2 separate regions of the Homo sapiens genome follow, and region 1 is linked to region 2. A link is a contact called in ENCODE Hi-C or POLR2A ChIA-PET data. All regions are on one chromosome and are shown on one strand. The core of a region is the stretch at or near the end of the contact, and the rest is flanking DNA. Distances in the headings are between cores, read along the strand shown. Region 1 overlaps MYO5A (myosin VA). Region 2 overlaps MYO5C (myosin VC).

Region 1 (7,122 bases), core at 3,992-6,491, 190 kb before region 2:
AGCTGACTTGAACTTGATTTTCCTTTTTTTTTTGGAGACAGAGTCTTCCTCTGTTGCCCAGGCTGGAGTGTAGTGGCACAATCTCGGCTCACTGCAACCTCCGCCTCTCAGGTTCAAGCAATTCTTGTGCCTCAGCCTCCCAAGTAGCTGGGACTGTGCAGGTGCGTGTCACCACTCCCAGTTAATTTTTTGTATTTTAGTAGAGACAGGGTTTCACCATGTTGCCCAAGCTGGTCTTGAACTCCTGAGCTCAGACAATCCACCCGCCTCGGCCTCCCAAAGTGTGATTTACTTTTTTTTTTTTTTTTTGAGATGGAGTCTTGCCCTGTCGCCCAGGCTAAAGTGCAGTGGCCCAGTCTCAGCTCACTGCAACCTCTGCTTCCCTGGTTCAAACAGTTCTGCCTCAGCCTCCCGAGTAGCTAGGATTACAGGCACCCACCACCATGCCCAGCTAATTTTTGTGTTTTTAGTAGAGACGGGGTTTCTCCATGTTGGCCAGGCTGGTCTCGAACTCCTAACCTCGTGATCTACCCGCCTCAGCCTCCCAAAGTGAAGCGTGATTTACTTTTAAACCAGGTACATTTCACAGTATATGCAAGGTAACTTGCAGAGTCAGCAAAAAAATAAAAATTTTAAGTCAACCCTATGATTTTGTTCATTTATAGAAGTTCATGAACCTGAGCTCATTCATTAAAATTTTAGTCTTCAGCATCCTCAGATTGTTTTTTTGCTGTTATTGACTAACCTCATTTTTGGTAGAGCCTTCATTCTCTTGTCAGAGCTCATTGGAACACTGCAGGATGGATGGCAAGCTGATTGGCATGGCTTTGACATGTTGTCTTAGATGAGACATTCTTAAGTTTCACCAGATGACATGGGCCAGTTTAATAGCTGTTTTCATTATGATACCAAGAACAATTTGGGGGTGGAGGAGGGGAATTCCTTCATAATAAAATCTACTGTTTTGGCCAGGCACGGTGGCTCACGCCTGTAATCCCAGCACTTTGGGAGGCCAAGGCAGGCGGATCACAAGGTCAGGAGATCGAGACCGTCCTGGCTAACACGGTGAAACCCTTTCTTTACTAAAAATTAGCCAGGATTGGTGGCATGCACTTGTATTGTAGTCCCAGCTACTTGGGAGGCTGAGGGAAGAGAATCGCTCGAACCTGGGAGGTGGAGGTTGCAGTGAGCCGAGATCGTGCCACTGCACTCCAGCCTGGGCAACAGAGCAAGACTCTATCTCAAAAAAAAAAAAAAAGAAAAAAACTGTTTTAACAATGGGTGGGCATAGTGGAGTAGAAAGAATGTATGGCTCCTAGAGTAGACTTGGAACTTCATCTCTATCATGTTTAAGGTTTAAGCCTCAATAGCTGTTAAAATGGGTTAGTACTGGGGTTAGTTATTGTGATTATTTGAATGAAATTATACATGTAAAATACCTGGGCCTCTACTGGCACACAAAAGGTGCTCAATAAATGTTAGCTCTGGTTCCTTATAAGCCTTTGCTAAGTCCTGTCAAGCAGAGTTGGTTGTCATTCAGCTCCTCGGCAGCATTTCTGTGACGCTGCAGTGAGGTACAGGACACTTCTGCTCTTCACTTCTCGACTCTACCCAGAATGCACCATGTGTTCAGCACTCCACACCCCTTTTTTCTCTTACACCCATTTTACTGTGACCCCTTGCCCTGATCTAGACCCTCTGGCTTTCCTTTCTTCCCATCTGTCCCCCTCCTTGCTGCTCCAGGAGATGGCTGGTGGAGGTGGTGGCGCCAGCATTTCTTTTCCTTCTGAGGAAGGAATTTGTGGTAGGGTTTGGGTGGGGACTGAATCTCTGTTCTGGAGGTTTGGGGTAGCTTCCACTCTAAACACATGAACATGAAGGGAAGAGTTGTGGGTTTGTCGGGGGTGGGAGGAGAGAAAAGGATTTCTCATTACTTCTCTGCTCCCCACATGCCTAGCTCTTTTTCCTTCTGTCACACAAATATTTCTTACATAACTGTCTAATGCATCATGCATATTCTCTGTTTCTGGAAATTACAGAGCCTTTCAGAAGATTTTGGGAGTGTTTGGTAAGACCGATAATTCTTTTTGTCCACCCTCTTGGAAGCTAAGAACACTCATATAACAAAAGTTTTTTGAAAAATTATTATGGGCAGTCCCTGCTGAATAGACAAAGTTGAAAAAGATACAGCTCTCCTTGCAAGGAGCTCACAGTCTTTAAAGATAGGCACCCAAAGTCATCATTTAGTGGGATAAGGATTCTAGCAGAAGATCGTATAAGGTAATAGAGATGTTGAGAATGGAGAGCCAAATGAGGAGAAGAAGTCAGGAAAAGCCTGTTAGAGGAGGTGGCACTTGAACACAGAATTGAGGAATAAATAGGAGCTTGCTGCTGAAGAGGGAAGAGATTGTGTTTCAGATGGAGGAAACAGCTACAGCAAAGGCTTACAAGTGTGAAACAGCATGGCTTGTTCAGGGTATAGCAAACCCATAGTTTTCTGTGACTGGAGAATAGAAGTGGCAAGTGAAAATTGGTGGGGAGCAGGATGAAATGTTTAAGAATATATTCCATCAAGGGCCTTCAATAGCGTAAGTAGTGTTCTACTTATGAACCTAAGTGGTGGGCATATGGAAGTTCATTACGTCATTCTTTCATTCAACAAATTATTTATGTATACACACACATGCAGACACACACACACACATCCTCTTGTATGACATATTTCATAACAAATTTAAAAAATACAAAATACACCATTACTAAGGGGGGCAATTTTCTAGATTTCCTAGTTTCTTTAATAATTTTTGTTTCCTTTTTTCTGGGGAGCTCATCATGTGCTTTTAGAATAGTAGTTCCTGAATTTTTTATACCAAAAACATGCTCTAAAGACTATATGAATTACTTAGTAATCATGTGTAACATCCGCATTAATGTCAGATTTCAGAGGAGGGGGTACTGGTGACGTTTCAGGATTTCTTCCCTGCTTTAGTTCAAAGCCCAGAGGAGCACTTAGTTTTTGTAATATGCTTGATTGAATTGTGACATAAAGCACTCATTTTTGCAAACATTCACAATGGGCTATCGAAAGTGAGCCATGGCCGATTCTGAATTGCCAAGCTGCTCATGATTTAATACAGAAGCTAATAAAGATGTGCACATGTGCTATAAAGCAAATAATGTATATGGGAGTTAGGGGGAGAAGAGAGAAGATCATATGGGTCAAATTCTTTGGGTTTTGAGGGCTGGTCAGTTTACTCTGTTAATGCTGTTAGTTTTGTTCCCAAAAGTGTCTGGGGCATCAGAAGCAACTGCTTTTGGTGCCCACACCCTCAGTGTTCCTTGACAGACAAAACACAAGTTAGCAAAACTTCCAGTGAGTCATCTGCATCAATCAAGGGCCTCTTCAGTGTTGTCATCATGGTAAGATACCAAAAGAAAGATGACTGGTGGGCCAGGTGCGGTGACTCATGCCTTTAATCCTAGCACTTTGAGAGGCCGAGGTGGGCAGATCACCTGAGGTCAGGGGTTCAAGACCAGCCTGGCCAACATGGCGAAGCCCCGTCTCTACTAATAATATAAAAATTAGCCAGGTGTTGTGGTGCATGCCTGTAATCTCGGCTACTTGGGAGGCTGAGGCAGGAGAATCGCTTGAACCTGGGAGGCAAAGGTAGCAGTGAGCAGAGATTGTGCCACTGCACTCCAGCCTGGGCAACAGAGCGAGACTCCATCTCAGAAAAAAAAAAAGAAAAAGAAAAAAAAAAGATGGCTGGTGCCTCCTTAAACATGCAAGGCTGGGTGTAACCCCCAAGGAGGTGCAAGGGCAGTGCTGGGTGAGCCAACACTGCTTGGTGCCTCTCTCTGGCATGTTCCAGTGCCAGCATGTCCCTTGAACGTGCCTTTCTAGTGCTCTTCTTTTAGACTCTGTCAAAATTACCTCATTGCTGCCAGGCAGGCCTCATTAAATTGTATTGTGGAAGGACAGATGTCTTTTATTTTCCTTGCAAGCTATTATGCAGGTTAAATCTGTGCTAGCATTATTTTCTCAGATTTTAGCTATTATAAAATTTAGTCCGTCTTCATTTTATTCTCATCCTGATTTTTTGTCAAGTGGTTCATTTGAATTGTCACAAATCTTTGATGTGTGTTTACATTTTATGTAGTTTAGGTTTATTTTCTCATTTCTCCCTCCCTAGGTTTTTTCTTTAATCCCAATACCTCAAATCTCAGGCTCTTCTTTTTCCTTCTCCTACCAGTTTCTACATCATTATTTACTTTTTCTTTACCTACTACTTCATGAGTCTCTCTTCTTTAAGCCTCTGATTCATGCCCCATCTCAACCCTGCTTGGTGGCCTCAAACTCTGGTATGGCTTCATGGAAAATCCTGAGCTAAGCCTGTGGAATGTTGCCAATTTTTCTCACCTCTTTTCCTTGCCTTACCTTATCTCAGTCTTAAATAAAATCAACATATATGTGCTGCCCACAAACTATGGGCCAGGAACTTGGCTGACCTCAAAGGGGATTCAAAGATGGCTTTGAAAGAGTATATAGTCTGGTATGGAAGGTAGGTAGATTCATAAATAACTAAAATAAGGTTTCAGGTAGCATAAGTGAGATGTTTGAGAGACTCTCACAAGATAATGAGGGACTAGATCTAGAGTAGTGTGAGTGGAGAAGAGGAAACGGGGATCACTGAAAGAGAGCCTAACCCTTTGTTAGCTAATCATGACAGAATCCAGCTACATGACAGTGTTACCGGGTCGTCCTTGCTCCCAGAGCTCCCAAGATGGTGGCAGGCCACTTCCAAAATGGCGGCGGGCCACTTCCAAGATGGTGGCAAGCCTCATGTTCTCTGACCTGGGGTTCTTGGCCTCACGGATTCCAAGGAATGGAATCTTGGGCCATGCGGTGAGTGTTATAGCTCTATTAGAAGCCGTGGGTCACGGAAGAGAACTGTGGAACCCAGTGACTGACTAGTGTTCAGCTCGATTAGGACGAACCCGGGCACTTAGCCATGCAGGAACGATGGCAAGCCTGTAGCCCTATCGGGAGCAGCAGTGGGCGCCTAGCTGGATCAGGAGTACAGCAGACACCCTGCTGGATCCACCCTGTGGAAGTCAGCCACAGGTCTGTAACAGTGGCAAACAGCAGTGGTGGACGGCGAGCGAAAGCTCAGCTCGAGCCGTAACAAACACAGACCAAAAGAAAGTGCAGTTGCAAGATTTAATAGAGTGAAGACAGAGCTCCCATACAAAGGGAGGGGACCCAAAGAGGGTAGCCGTTGCCGGCTGGAATGCCTGGGTTTATATCCCGATCATTGTCCCTCCCGCTGTGCTCTTAGGCGATAGATGATTAGCTATTTCTTTACCTCCTGTTTTTGCCTAATTAGCATTTTAGTGAGCTCTCTGATGGCTCGGGTGTGAGCTAAGTTGCAAGCCCCATCTTTAAAGGTGGACGTGGTCACCTTCCCAGCTAGGCTTAGGGATTCTTAGTCTGCCTAGGAAATCCAGCTAGTCCTGTCTCTCAACAGGGGCTTTCCCTTGCCTTGCTGGGGCTGTGTCCAGTTTGATTCACTTTGGCCAGGGTTATTGTTTTCTAACTGCTTCTTTTTCACCAGGAGGGCCTTCTGCAGACTAAGTAGGCAGTGTCTATCCTTGTTTCTGATTCCTGCCCGACTCACACTGTGTCCCATTTCTAGGTTCCTCATGCGTTCCAGTGGCCTTGTCTTCTTGCCTGCCTTCCCCCAGTCTTCTCACCGGATGTGACTGGACAAGTTTAGTTCTATTCCTGCCATGTGTATTTGCTTTGCGGCCTGGGGGAGGCAGGGTTGGAAGTGATGAAAGCAGTAGGAAGTGGCATATCAGGTTGAGATTTCCCTGTTTCAGCATCTAAGGTATATATCCTCAAACTGACCCCCTTCTGGCATAGTTGTTTCTGCAGAGTCACTGATCTCATTGGTTAAGATGGAAAAGAACCACAGAAAGGCAATGGTAATAATAGAATGGTTTCTGACCTATTTCTCCTTGGATGCTTTCCTCAGAGGTAAAGCTAAGATAAAGAGGAAATTGGTTATCAGGGTGGTGTTCAGTGTTTAAATATCTTGCTTTTGGTGAATATGAGGGCCTTATCCTCCCACTGCTTATCTGTAAGTGTTGTTAACATCTAGCCCTTGGAAATCTGGTCTTTGGCAAAGTATCTACTTTTTGCAAAATACTTGTGGAAATCTGAGCTGGAGCTCCCTACTAACACAGAACATGAAGGCACTTTCTAGATTTAAAGTCTCCTCATGTTTAGGCACTGGTCAGTCATGCTTCTACAAACTCACTTGGACACATTTTCCTTTTTTGTGTTTTCATCAGTCAAGGTGATAGGTCATTTCATGATTCTGAATATCTCTCTCTCTTTTTTTTTTTTTTTTTTTTTTGAGATGGAGTCTTGCTCTGTTGCCCAGGCTGGAGTGCAGTGACTTGATCTTAGCTCACTGCAACCTCCACCTCCTGGGCTCAAGTAATCCTCCCACCTCAGCCTCCTGAGTAGCTGGGGTTACAGGCACGAACCACCATGCCTGGCTAATTTTTGTATTTTTAGTAGAGGCGGGGTTTCACCATGTTGGTCAGGCTGGTCTCTAACTCCTGAGCTCAAGTGATCCGCCTGCCTAAGCCTCCCAAAGAGCTGGGATTACAGGCATGAGCCACTGTGCCCAGCCCGACTCTTAATCTCTTTATATTTATATATCTTTTCTGGAACCAGTAGTGCCTTCCAGAGAAAGCTACAAAAGTGCTGTCTTTGTAAAGTAAGCTTCAGAGTGGGAGCAGTTAGTACATAGAAATATTTATTACATGAGTAAGGCTTTAGTGATATGTACAGATATTACTCAGTTTATGGACTGTGTCCCTGGGAAAAAAGTTGTAAAACAAATTTCAGTAACATGTTTGATATATGACATTAGAAATCACTTCCTATGGGAAAAACAGTAACAACCCCACCTTGTACTTATATATTGGTTTATACTTTTCATGAAGTTTCTATGTGCGTAAGCCTTTGCAATAAACTAGAAGACTATTGTTGTCATCCTCATTTTATTGTTGCCTGAAATAAAGGCCAAGGCCCATCTGGTGGCCCTG
Region 2 (6,993 bases), core at 4,443-6,942:
AACTTTTGAGAAAGCTCTTTTTGACTTGGAAATAAGGAAGCCTCAAAGGAAGACTTAGCATCTTTGAAAGCCAGTAAAGCTGAAGCTGTGAGCTTCAAGGTCTAAGCTGAGAGTGAATGAAGGCTGGTGACTCCCCAGCCTGTCGTGTATTTATGTTCTTTGGACCCAGAGTTGGAAAAACCTGGGTCTGGGGGTCAGACCCCTGGGAATGAGCTCCGTAGCATACCAGTTACGTGACCTCAAGAAAGTCACAGAACCTCTCCAAGCCTTAGTTTCTGCATCTACAAGATGGGGCCTCTCTTGCAGGGTGATTTTGAACATATGATGGAAGAAATTATGCAGGTACCTTGAAAACCATAAGCATGGTTCCAGTGTGAAGTGTTTTCATAGCCAATGTGCCTCTAGCATTTTAAGTCACAGATCTAGGTCTTTCCATGGGTCCTAAACTTCAGATTTTTGTGCCCCAAAATAATGCATTGATGTTTGACATTTTGCCAGGTTCTAGAAAGCCCTGCCCTTGGCCCCAGCTGTGAGCTGCAGAGCTCAGTGAGACCCTTTTTAATCTTCCCCCAGGCCCAGCCCTGGCCTTGCTTCCATGAGCAGACCAGCCTCCGAATCTCTGAGCCACCAAGGCTGCGTGTGGAATGGGGCTGTCAGAGCTGCTATGAATCACCCTGGAGCTGTCTAGAGGACAGTCCAGGTTCTTACCCTGCCCAGGAATTCCAGATTGAGCCAAACCAGCTCAGTCAAGTGAGACTCCCAGGGGACCTGTGATAGGAGCCGGCAGGAACCTCTCAGGATTAGAGCGATTAAGAACAAAGCTTTGGAGGCACCAAGCACTGGGGTCGAATTGCATTTCTGGCACCACTTGCTGGCTGTTGGTCCTCACCATGGTCACTCCTTCTCTGACCCTCGTGTGTGACAGTGGAGTCACAGGAGCCCTTCACATAGGGCTGTGTTAGGGTTATAGGAGGTGACGTGCATAAATGCTGACACCTTAAAAGTGCTCAGCAAGCTGCCTTCCAGCAGGAGCTCATCTGGCCAGGTGGTAAATTTGGTGCCTCTGTTTTGTTCGGCCCACGTTTTGCAGAGTGGGATTATTCACTTAAAAGTCCCAGTTTTCTGACTTTTCTTAAGAATCAATTAATCTAACATCCTGGGCCGCATTCATCCATGGCTACATCCGGCAGGAGCTGAGTAGCAGCTGCCTCCCCAAGGGCTCCTCTCAGTTCTTGAGCTTGCAACTCCAAGGCAACTGCAGAGGCAGCTGATGAAAGTCTGAATATGGAAGCCAGCCATGTCTGTCTCGTCCCTGATGGGGTGTGCTGGGCTGTAGGATATGAAATGACTTTGCCCTTTTCCTCTAGGAGCTATGAAAGCACCCCTTAGGGAGGCAAAATTGTGCTGCAGTTGTGCTGCTCCTCCCCTCAACAGACAAGGAGAGAATAGGAAACCACATTGCCTTCTCATTGGAGGCACAGGCATCACAGTCAGGCAGCTTCGCAGCTAAGTTCTGACACAAGCTGTGTGACCTTTGGCAAGTTTCTTAACCTCTCGGGCTTATTTTCTGACCTATAAAGTCAGAATAATAATTGCCAATATCACTGTTGTTGTGCGGACTACACCATATGGTGACATGCTTATTTTAATGCCTGGCTTGAGGTAGGTGTTTTATACCTACCAGATTTCTTCCGGGGGACAACCAGGAAAAGGGTTATTTATAAACTGACTACTAGGATATCATTAAAACCAGAAGCTTTGAGGGGTATTTAAAACTTGTAGAAGACATAGCAAACGTTTAAGCTTTTAAGTGTCAAAAAATATCTATAAACAAATGCATATGTCTTGCTTCAGGTTATATTTTAACTTGTTTAAATTGTATTTCAGTTTTGAAACCTTTGATGTGAACAGCTTTGAACAATTTTGCATCAATTACGCTAATGAAAAACTGCAACAACAGTTTAACATGGTAGGTGACCTTTCTGCCTTCTTGACTAGTTCTCAGCCGCGCGCGCGCGCGTGTGTGTGTGTGTGTGTGTGTGTGTTCGTGGAAAGAGGCATTCTTCTTTCTTGAGGTTGCAAATTTTTATGCAAGGAGCCTCACGCTGGGTCACTGCACCACCTTGTGGCCAAATCTTGAAATCACACCCTCTCATCTATTTCATCTTTTTTGAATCACCTGCCAATGTGTGAGCCTCACTGCCCTTCTTGGATACAGACCCTCTGTGCAGCCAGACAAAACTATTTAGTTGGTTGCCTGAGGCCTCCACTTTCTTTCGAGCCTCTCTGTCTTTGCACTTGCTGCTTTCTCTGCCTTAACCCACGTGCTCCTGTTATTTCCCCATTGCTTTATCTTCACGTGGCCAACTCCAGCTTGTGTTTTGAGATCCAGCTTCCCTGAGAGCCTCCTGCGATACCTCCTGGCCTCTTCCTATGTGCTTCCTTATCGCAGGCCTGTCACATGGAATTATCATCATTTGCATGCAAGTTTCCAAATAGACTTGGTCACCTGGAGAGGCCAGGACTGGCATTCTTTGTCTCTCTCAGCCCAGTGCTTATCTCGGCACATGCAGCACTAAACAGCAGATGGCCAATGGATTATGGGAATGAGTTTCTCCAACCTTAATTTAGAACAAGACATATATGGTACCTTCCTAACTAACAATAAGATCAAATGTATCATCCCATGGAAACAGACAGGAGATGGATTCCAATTTTTTTTTTCCACTGGGAAGATTTGTTTATTCAAAAGACGTTTTTGAGTGTATACTGTGTATACCAGGTACCAAGTTAAGTGCTGAGGTAGAAAGATGAATAAAACAATTTAAAAAATGTTGAGTAAATGCTACTTGTGGCTGTTTGGGCATTTATTATTGCTATGTGTATTGAATACAATTTCAACCTCTTAAATCAGTTCCCTAGATGCAAGAACTTTATTGAATTCACTTTTGAATTCCCAACAGTACTGACGCCTTTCTGCTCCTAACAGAAGTCAATGAAATTAAAAGTTGATTGAACATCTTTCTACATTGGCCCTACCATGAAACTACTCTCATATTTTTTTTATAATTGCCTCCTTAACATTTATATTTGGCTCTGTTTCTGAAAAGCCATGAAAGCTAAAATGCTTTACTAACTCACATTTTCCCTTTAGCTTACATTCTAAACTTTGGCTACATGTTTATGGGAAGAATGGTGATTCCAGTTCATAATAGAAATCACACTTTAATACCCTAACAGTTACTCCAAGGAAAGGTTATACCTTTGTTAGTGTCCAGTCTTATGCTCCCTCAGAACCCCTGAGGAAAACATAGCATGACGTCTTGGAGAGTGTGGGCTTTGGCTCAAACTAAATTGGGTTTGAATCTCAGCTCTACCACCTCCCTCTGGGACCTTGGGTTCTCTGAGCCTCTGTTTCCTTGTTTTAAAAATGAGTCATCATTACACATTGTATGTATGTGTCAGAATATCACATGTACCACAAAACTATGTACAACTATTATGTATCAATTTAAAAAGAGTCAATAATAACTGTCTAATATTGTGAGAAGACCTAACATTGAATCCTACTCAGTAGAAGTTTCTTTTTTTTTTTTTGGCCCAGAATTAATTCATGTATAACCATTAAATTTCATTCCATTGTAAATTTCATTTCTTTAGCATTTGCAAGGCTCTCCTGGAAGTTTAACATTAATAACTACAGCTGAGGTTTATTCCAAGTGCATATTCAGTATAACTCACCTGAAGTCAAACTCTCTGTGGCTGCTACCCTGTTCCCTGGCTGCAATGGCGTGCTGCTCCCCAACATGTCCACCTTAACCTCAAAGTGACACTTATACCAGATGTCTTGCCAAAAATCACAAATCAGAGGCTGTAATTCTATTTTTTTTTTTTTGCTTTTGTTCTCCTCTCCTGTTCTTCTTCCTCTTCCACTTCCTCCTCCTTCTCTTCCTTTTTCCTCTTCTCCTTTTTCTGAGTCATCCATCAATGTGTAGATCCTCCCAGGAGGGGTAGTATCTTCAATTGTCAGCACAGAAAGCTTTGGGTAGGACTCTCCTGATCTCCAGTCCCCCTCTTCTGGCTGCCACTGGGCCTTGCACCTGATGCCCCCAGGGAGCTCAGCAGTAGCAAGTGTAGAAGTGCCGGTGCCACCTTCTCCTCTCAGCCCGCTTACCCTCCACGTGACTTTCTGTGGTCAAGTCACGCCATGGACCCCATGTCCTGAGCCTGACATTCATCCTGACCTCTTCGCTCCTCTTCCTCCTCCCTGAGTCCCAGCCATCAAGAGCATCGGGCTGAGTCCTCATTGGTCTCACTGCCTCCGGTTCTTCCCTCCTCTGAGCCATCCTCCAGGTCTCATCATAACCCCTCCGCCCTCCAGCGGGTCCTCACTGCTCCTAGAAAAAGGCCATAGGCCCAGAATTCTCTAAGGAGGGTGTGAAGGTCTCAGGTGATTTGACTGTACCATTCTTTGCCACCACATTGCTGCTGTCCTCCTGTAATTTCTAACCTGCTTGAGGTGCGTTTCTCAAGCACCCATTGAGCTTTCATGTGGTTCCCACTGGGATTCCTCCATAGGAGGGTTTTCTTGATGCCCCACCCCACCCCACCCTACCCCACCTCACCACCTGCCAGCCAAACTTTCTTTCATCCTCCATGGTAAGCCTGAGTACATCCTCTGGGAAGCCTCCCTGATACCCTTACAGCCCAAGTGAGTAGTGCACGAAGATCTCTAAGCAGTGGGCTTCTCCCACCGGCCCCGCAGCTAGCATTCTCAGGTAGCTGGCTCCACCCAGCCAGGCTGCATTAGGCCAAAGAGGCTGGATCTGTCCTTGGATAGCTGCTAGCAGGAAGGGGCTGTAGGACCACACTGAGTACCATGTGGTGCTGGTGGTGACACAGGCTGGCCCAAGCCATGTCCTAGGAGGTAGAGACCCACTCAGACTAGGTGGGAGGATGACAGCTAGACTCGCTTTAGGAACTCGGCGGTATTGATCACGGTATGGGCCTTGTCTATACTTCAGGGTCCTTCTTTTTAAACATAAATATTACAGATCAACCATTTACATTTTCCAAATGCTTACATCCTGCTCTTTGGAAACGTATTTTAATATTCTGTTTTACTTTCTGTATTAACTTTGGATTCCCAGCATGTCTTCAAACTGGAACAAGAAGAATACATGAAGGAAGATATACCTTGGACGCTGATAGATTTTTATGACAATCAACCAGTTATTGACCTGATTGAAGCAAAAATGGGAATTCTGGAGTTACTGGATGAAGAATGTTTGGTAACTTTTAAGAATAATTGTTTTTTTCAGCTTTTAAGTAGTAACAGATGAGCATTTTGCAAAGCAGTTTTTTTGAAGTGTGCTTGTGAAGTCCTGATGTTTATCCAGTTGGTTGGATGGATATTAATGCTGGGACAGCATCCACAGCAGGGACCCCAGAGGGCCCACTGGGCCTTTTGCCCTCAGCCTGTGTAGACCACGCTTGGGGAGCTGCACCACCTCTTTTACCTGACTTCCAGCATGGAGGCTGTCCCAAAGTGTATGTAGAAACATGCATGAAAACAGCAAGTGACTCCACTCAAGTTGTCGGTGACTAATAAGAATTGAGTTTTCTTTTACATCCTGATTCTTGTGAGTCATCAAGAAAAATCAACATCGTATGATTCACCAGAAGAGCTTTCTAGAGTTTTCTTCTTACCATTTCCCTCTGGGAAACTCTGAAGTAGGCCAGCCTGGCAGTGTCTCTCATGGGGCCACAAGAACAAATAATCCCAAAGTGAGGATTAATAAGGTTTCGGGGTTAAAGGATTTTTTTTTTTTTTGAGACGGAGTCTTGCTCTATCACCCAGGCTGGAGTGCAGTGGTGCCATCTCGGCTCACTGCAACCTCCGCTTCCTGAGTTCAAGTGATTCTCCTGTTCCAGCCTCCGGAGTAGCTGGAATTATAGGCGCACACCACCATGCCCAGCTAATTTTTTGTATTTTTGGTAGAGACGGGGTTTCACCATGTTAGCCAGGATGGTCTGGATCTCCTGACCTCGTGATCCGCCTGCCTCGGCCTCCCAAAGTGCTGGGATTACAGGCATGAGCCACTGCGCCCGGCCAATTTTTGTATTTTTAGTAGAGATGGGGTTTCCATCTCAAAAAAAAAAAAATCACATGTATCAAGATCAAATTTCGCAACTAGCTTAGTACAAGGAGGTATGCCCTTATTTCAAGGAGTGAGTTAATTAGGAAGTAAAATAAGAAAAACTATTTTCCTGAGGCAGGGGAAGGGGAGGACTCTCTATTCAGGTGCCAGTCTTTTCCCATTCACCCGTGAATAAAGGTCATGTTCGTGTAATGGAACCCACACTATTTTTTCCTGAACCTTTAGATTTCTTTGGGAAGAAATAAAATACTGCCTATTTTATAGAAATAAAATTCTTCATTCTAAAGTCATTGTGTGACCATTTCTTTTTAAAGTTTTGTTCTTCTAAAGAGACTTTGATGTATCCATTAAAATATCACATCAAATACCCCACAAATATATATAATTGTTATTTGTCAATTAATAATAATTTTTAAAGTGCCCTAAAGATTAAGATCAAGGATAAATTAATGCCTAAAGTTGCTTTTTTAAAAGCCTCTAAGGCCAGGCGCAGTGGCTCTTGCCTGTAACCCCAGCACTTTGGGGAGGCCAAGGTGGGTGGATCACCTGAGGTTAGGAGTTGGAGGCCAGCCTGGCCAACATGGTGAAACCCCGTCTCTACTAAAAATACAAAAATTAGTCAGGCATGGTAGCAGGCACTTGTAATCCCAGCTACTTAGGAGACTGAGGCAGGAGAATCGCTTGAACCCAGGAGGCAGAGGTTGCAGTGAGCCAAGATCGCGTCATCACACTCCAGCCTGGGTGGAAGAGCCAGACTCCATCTCAAAAATAAATAAATAAATAAATAAATAAATAAATAAATAAAAAGCCTCTAATTGAGAGCAGTTCACTA

The links. Hi-C counts contacts between places; a loop is a spot of excess contacts on that map. ChIA-PET counts read pairs that join two places held with the same protein, here RNA polymerase II (POLR2A). Pooled maps may share reads with other maps.
Region 1: a loop to region 2 is called in a map of Panc1, with 2.2 times the contacts of the local background. The contact joins two enhancer-like sites. A Hi-C loop is called at or near these places in 1 of 168 maps with a recorded cell type or tissue (Panc1) and 1 of 50 pooled maps. POLR2A ChIA-PET finds 5 or more read pairs at or near these places in 3 of 52 experiments (A549, activated CD8-positive, alpha-beta memory T cell and activated naive CD4-positive, alpha-beta T cell).

The regions. Positions count from the first base shown.
Region 1 is chr15:52,436,895-52,444,016 of GRCh38, reverse strand. The region is part of intron 1 of MYO5A (myosin VA); the gene reads left to right. Among named protein-coding and RNA genes, the nearest start is that of MYO5A, 88 kb to the left of the region's middle. Within about 2 kb of position 5,241, at least 7 of the 41 ENCODE cell types and tissues checked have a DNase peak (open chromatin) inside an H3K27ac peak, as active enhancers do.
Region 2 is chr15:52,251,615-52,258,607 of GRCh38, reverse strand. MYO5C (myosin VC) reads left to right here. Exons shown (of 41, transcript NM_018728.4): 11 at 1,888-1,969; 12 at 5,151-5,291. Among named protein-coding and RNA genes, the nearest start is that of MIR1266, 22 kb to the left of the region's middle. RefSeq lists an enhancer at 715-1,291. Within about 2 kb of position 5,692, at least 7 of the 41 ENCODE cell types and tissues checked have a DNase peak (open chromatin) inside an H3K27ac peak, as active enhancers do.